Regions from separate parts of the Homo sapiens genome. Here region 1 is linked to region 2. Evidence: read pairs that join two places in POLR2A ChIA-PET (ENCODE). Cell type or tissue: Caco-2. All regions are shown on one strand. Each heading gives the region's core, and the rest is flanking DNA. Links, peaks and the distances in the headings are about the cores only.

Region 1 (2,820 bases), core at 98-2,597, 83 kb before region 2:
ACCAAATGTTAGACTAAAAAACATGTTTCAGTACATTTAAGTAGATTGACATCTCATGAAGTATCTTTTCCAACTATAGCAGAATTAGAAATCAGTAACAGAAGGAAATCTGGATAATTCACAGATAAGTGGAAATTAACAGTCACATAATCAGTGGGTCAAAAAGGAAAGCACAAAGGAAATGAAAAAATATTTTGAGAAATGGAAACAAAAATACAACATACCAAAACTTATGACATACAGTGAAGGCATGGCTCAAATTGTAGCTATAAATGCCTACATTAAAAAGATCTCAACCCTCCACCTGAAGGAACTAGAAAAAGAAAACCTAAAAGCCAGATGAAGAAAGAAAATAAATATTAGAACAAAGATAAATGATGTGGAGCCCACAAAAATAATAGAACCAACAAAACTGAAAGTTGGTACTTTGAAAAGATCAGCAAAACTGACAAAGGTTTAGCTACACTGATCAAGAAAAAAAGGACTCAAATTACTAACATCAGGAAAAGTGGGGACAATACTACTGACTTTGCATAAAATGAAAGGGCTCATAAGAGAATACTAGGAGCAATTAAATGCCAACAAATTAGATGCACTTAGATGAAATTCACAAATTCCAAAAACACAAATGACCAAAACTGACTGAAGAAGAAATAGAAAATCTGAACTCAACTCAGCAATAACAAAAGACTGGTTTAGTTATTTTTAAACTTTCAACAAAGAAAACTCAAAGATGATATGGCTTCACTGGTAAATTCTACTACACTTTTGAAAAATTAACACCAGTATTCTCAAACTCTTCCAAAAAATAGGAGGAACACTTCTTAAGTTATCCTGTGAGGCAAGTATTAATCTGATGCCAAAGCCAGACAAAGACATCACAACAAAAGAAAAATGGCAAACCAAATCCAATAGCGTTTTAAGAGGACTATACAAAATGACTTAGTGGGATTGATCCCAGAAATGCAAGTATGGTTCAACAAATGAAAATATATCAGTGCTGTACATCATATTAATACAGTGAAAGGGGAAAAATTACACGATTATCTCAATTGATGCAGAAAAAGCATCTGACAAAATCCAATGCCCTTTTATGACCAAAAAAAAAAAAAGGACTAGAAGTGAACTCACTCAGCCTGACAAAGGACATTTATGAAAAACCCACAGTTAACATTGTACTTGATAAACTTGATGAAAAAGTGAAAGCTTTGTTCTTAGAATCAGGAACAAGACAAGAATGTCCACTCTTGCCACTTCTATTCAATGTCATACTAAACGTTCTAGCTAGTGCAATTAGGCAAGAAAAAAAGAAAAGGTATCATGATTGGAAAGGAAGAAGTAAAACTATCTCTACTGGCAGATGTTATACTCTTATATATCCAAAATCCTAAAGAACCCAGTAAAAAACTATTAGACCTAATAAACTCAAAGTTGCAGGATGCAAAGTCAACAAAAATAGGTTATGTGCCTATAGCAATGAACAACCCTTAAAAGAAACCAAGAAAATAATTTCATTTATAATATGTCAAAAATAGAGGTGTAGGACTTGTCTGCTGAAAAGTACAAACCATTGTTGAAATTAAAGACCTAAGTAAATCCTGCGTTCATGTATTGGAAAACTTAATATCATAAAGATAACACTCCCCCAAAGCAATCTACAGATTCAAATGCAATCCCTATCAAAATCTCAGCTGCTTTTTTTTTTTTTTTTTTTTTTTTGTCAGAAATGGACAAGCTGATCCTAAAATTCATAAGGAATTGGAAAGGACCCAAGATAGTCAAACTGCCTTCATAAAGAAGATAGTTTTAGAATGTATACTTCTCAATTTCAAAACTCACTAAAAAGCTGCAATAATCAAAGCTATGTCGTACTGGAATAGAATTAAGAGTCCAGAAATAAACTCATACATCTATGTCCAGTTAATTTTTGACAAGGGTGTCAAGGCATTAAATGAGAAAATAATAGTTTTTCAACAAATATTGCTGGGACCCCTTGATTTCCATATGCAAAAGATTGGAGTAGGGGCCTTACCTCATATCATGTACAAAAATTAACTCAAGATGGGTCAATTGTCTAAATATAAGAGCCAAAATCATAAAATTCTGAGAAGAAAATATAGAAATAACTCTTCATCACCTTAAATTTGGTAATCAATGCTTAGCTATGACACCAAAGATACAAGCAACAAAAGAAAAAATAGATAAATTAGACCATCAAAATTAACACTTTTGTGCATCAAAAGATACCATCAAGGCAGCGAAAAACCTACAGAATGAGAAAAAACATTTTGAAAATCATATATCTGATAAGGGTCCAATATCAGGAAAATATAAAGAACTCTTACAATTCAATAACAAGATAAGGAACAGTTTTTTAAATGGACAAAGGACTTGAATAGATATTTCTCCAAAGAAGATATACAAATGGCCAAAAAGTATAGGAATAAATGTTCAGGATCATTAGTCATTAGAGAATTGCAACTCAAAACCATAACAACACCCACTAGGATGGCTATAATAATTACAAAAGGAAAACGAATAGGGTTAGCTAGGATGTGGAGAAATTGTTTGGAATTGTATATCGTTGTTGGGAATATAAACTGGTTCAGCCACTGTGAAAAACACTTTGGTGGTTCCTCAAAAAATTAAACATAGAATTACCATATACCCCAGAAAATTGAAGACACATATTCACATTAAAAAGTGGAAACAACCCAGATGTCCATCAACTAATGAATGAATAAACTTTGCTATATACATACAGTGGAGTATTATTCTGCCATAAAAAAGAATGAAGTACTGATACATGTTAAAAAAAAA
Region 2 (2,820 bases), core at 315-2,814:
AGCGAGGAACGTTTTCTGTCCAGTCATCCATCCATCCTCATTGCCACCTCCACCACCCATGGAGAATGCAGGGACATTTTGTAAATGAGAAAAGACAATCATCCTCACTTGGGATCAGACTATGAGGGAAACAGTGTACATTCCTTCCTCCTTTGTGTTCCTCTTCTGGGGAAGGGTAGAGTGCTGAGACGGCTGAGCTGAGGAGGAAGGCAGACTGAAAACCTGGGTATGGCTTTAAATTCCCAAATTCATTAAATTTCCCATATACTAACTGGGTATGACGCACACATCTCCTAGCAAGAGGTCCAAAAGAAGCCTATGAATGCTCTTGTTTCCTTTCAACGACCAGAAAGGAGAGCTATGAACACTGGCACCTTGAAATTTATTTCCAACCCTCTAGAAACTTCAAAAGATACAACTCACTTATTTATTGAGATTATTATTACTACTAACAATAATAGGAAAGCACCAGCACACTTAAATAGTATCTATTCTCAAGGTATTTTTCTTATTTTGTTCAGTTTAAGTAGAAAATCATTCCATTGTCCTCCCCTACTTGCTAAACAGGAATACTGGATTTACTATCAGAAAAGTACCTGGAGTCTTAGAGAAGTATCCCAGAACTGGAGCTCCCAGGTCCTGATCAAAGTCTCAACTGTGCCATCAAGCACTTGTAGAACTTTAAAGAGGACCAAACTTATAGATCTCCAAGATCTCAGTTTCCTTACCTGTAAAATGGGGGCATGAGCCTTTGCCACCCCAGTCCTTCCTTGCTGATCAAAGGTAGGTTCCTGGGCAAAGTAATAAGCAATTAGTTAACCCTCTTTCTCTAGGGAAAAAACGTTTCATGCGTGCCCCAAGAGCAGGACAGGTTTGGGCTCCCCCAACGCGTCACGGGCTGCCCAAGTGTAAGCACCAGAGAACCAGACACACGAACGGTTCTCTAGGAGCGGGATCTCCCGGTCTCCGCCACAGACCCGGGGGTCCCCTGCTCCTGCACTGAAGACGCGCGCGGCCTCCGTTGCTTATCCAGATCCCCGGCCAGAACTCTGCCCCGGCACCGAACACCGGGCACCCATACCCCGGGGCCCAAGCTGCTTCTGCCCTCCTCTACTTGCCTTTATTAAGTCTTAACGTGGGAGAGAAGCCGTGATGTACCCATCTACACGGGTGTCTCTGGGGTTTCTAAACCGGAGTAGCTTCTCAGTCCCTGACCCTCGATTTTCTGCCCCTCTTCCTTCAAGCACAGCTCGTCTTGCCCTGTCCGCTTCTGGCTCAGTCCTCCTGAGAGTTCATGTCACTTAACGGAGCCTGTGAGAGTGGACCGGGATGGCCAAAACACTCAGTCCACACAAACAATGGCCGCAGCCCGGCTGGACCGAAACGGAAGTCCCAGGTCTTGGAGTAGACACTCGCAGTGTTTCCATGGATACGGGAGGGGCGGGGCGGGAAGAGAGAGCGCGGGAAAACGTGACTCCTGATTGGCCAGAAGTATCCCGCGCCTCCCGACCTTTGGCCGCTGGCATTCCTGCGCGGGCGGGAGCTGCGGGCGCTCGGGGGATAAGGCGAGGACGCACCAGCATTAATGGAATAGGAGAACTCCCGAAGCTTTTAGGGCCCTGGGAAAGGGGGCGTGGCTGGAAACGGAGCTACTGGCTTCGGAGAATTCTGTGACCCTCACCACCGCGACGACCCCGAGGAAACGCTGTCAGGTCGCCTTTGGTTGGCAAGGCGTGGTTGTCCTCGCTGTCCCGCGCCTTGGCGGAATGGGCACCTCACTAGCCCTGGCACTAGCTAGCATCGCTCTAAACTCAAGGTTAGAGGTTTTCAAATTCCGTCCTATTGTTGCCAGACACCCTCTTCGTTCCTGGTCCAGTGAGGCTTTCCTCCCTCCCGCCTTCTTGCCAAATCCCAGGCTCCTCTGGAGACTCCAGGCAGAGAAGGGAAACGCACAGTGGAGCTGAAATGAAGCCATGAGAAGGAGCCCCTCCTCAGTGTCCTGGGACCACAGAGAGTTGCAAGAGCCTGTTCTATTATTTAGCTGAGTGTGTTATATTAGGAAAATACTTTCGCATCTTTGGGCCCTGTCCTTCAAACTTGGGCTGGATCAGTAATATTCAAACATTTTATTAGGCAAGGAACTTTTGGTAGGATAGTCATTACAAGCAAGGGACTCCTTGGATTCAAATCTGACAACACCACTTACGAGATCTTGGCTGGATTACCTAACCTTTAAGCATCAGCTTAATAGGCGTAATATTGATAGCCAATAATAATAGTAACTATGTAACAGACTTGTTAGATTGAAATGAGTTAGTGTAGTTAAAATGCTTAAACCAGCCCCTTGCACATAGGAAGTAGTCTTGTGAACTATATATTTACAGTTTGGTGTTTAGCAGGGGTGGGTGGCCCAGCGCCTATCTGCTTGAGTTCACCACACAATAAGCTCTTGCATTTTTTATGACTCTGGAGACCACATTTTGAAAATTACTGGGCGTGGGCCTTCCCTGGTTTGAACATTCAGAGAGCATAGCATAGCATTTTAAAAATGTGGGCTTTGTTGTCTGACGGAACTGACATTAAGAGCTGTCAATCATTGTTATCCACTAGGTGGTGGTAAGCAAGTTGTTTAACCGCTCACCCTTAAGTATTTTCACCTGTAAATTGCAATGTATTTATTTATTTATTTTTTATTATACTGTAAGTTTTAGGGTACATGTGCACAACGTCCAGGTCAGGTTTGTTACCTATGTATACATGTGCCATGTTGGTGTGCTGCACCCATTAAATCTGTCTCTGCATTCAGTAATTCAACTATCA

The links. Peaks named below come from ENCODE experiments on the same cell type or tissue, not always from the same donor. Only the 100,000 strongest peaks of a DNase experiment are listed, where the experiment ranks them.
Region 1: POLR2A ChIA-PET joins it to region 2 with 6 read pairs; 6 of 35 experiments call an interaction of 5 or more read pairs at or near these places.

The regions. Positions count from the first base shown.
Region 1 is chr11:6,935,792-6,938,611 of GRCh38, forward strand. All of the region lies in intron 3 of ZNF215 (zinc finger protein 215), which reads left to right. The region is part of intron 1 of LOC107984019 (a long non-coding RNA gene); the gene reads right to left. Among named protein-coding and RNA genes, the nearest start is that of ZNF215, 11 kb to the left of the region's middle. In Caco-2, for the core only: no CTCF peak of the experiment used is centred there; no DNase peak of the experiment used is centred there.
Region 2 is chr11:7,018,955-7,021,774 of GRCh38, forward strand. It overlaps ZNF214 (zinc finger protein 214), which reads right to left and starts at 1,392. Exons shown (of 3, transcript NM_013249.4): 1 at 1,119-1,392. It overlaps NLRP14 (NLR family pyrin domain containing 14), which reads left to right and starts at 1,525. Exons shown (of 12, transcript NM_176822.4): 1 at 1,525-1,816. In Caco-2, for the core only: no CTCF peak of the experiment used is centred there; a DNase peak (open chromatin) is centred at 1,467; H3K4me3 peaks cover 1,440 bases.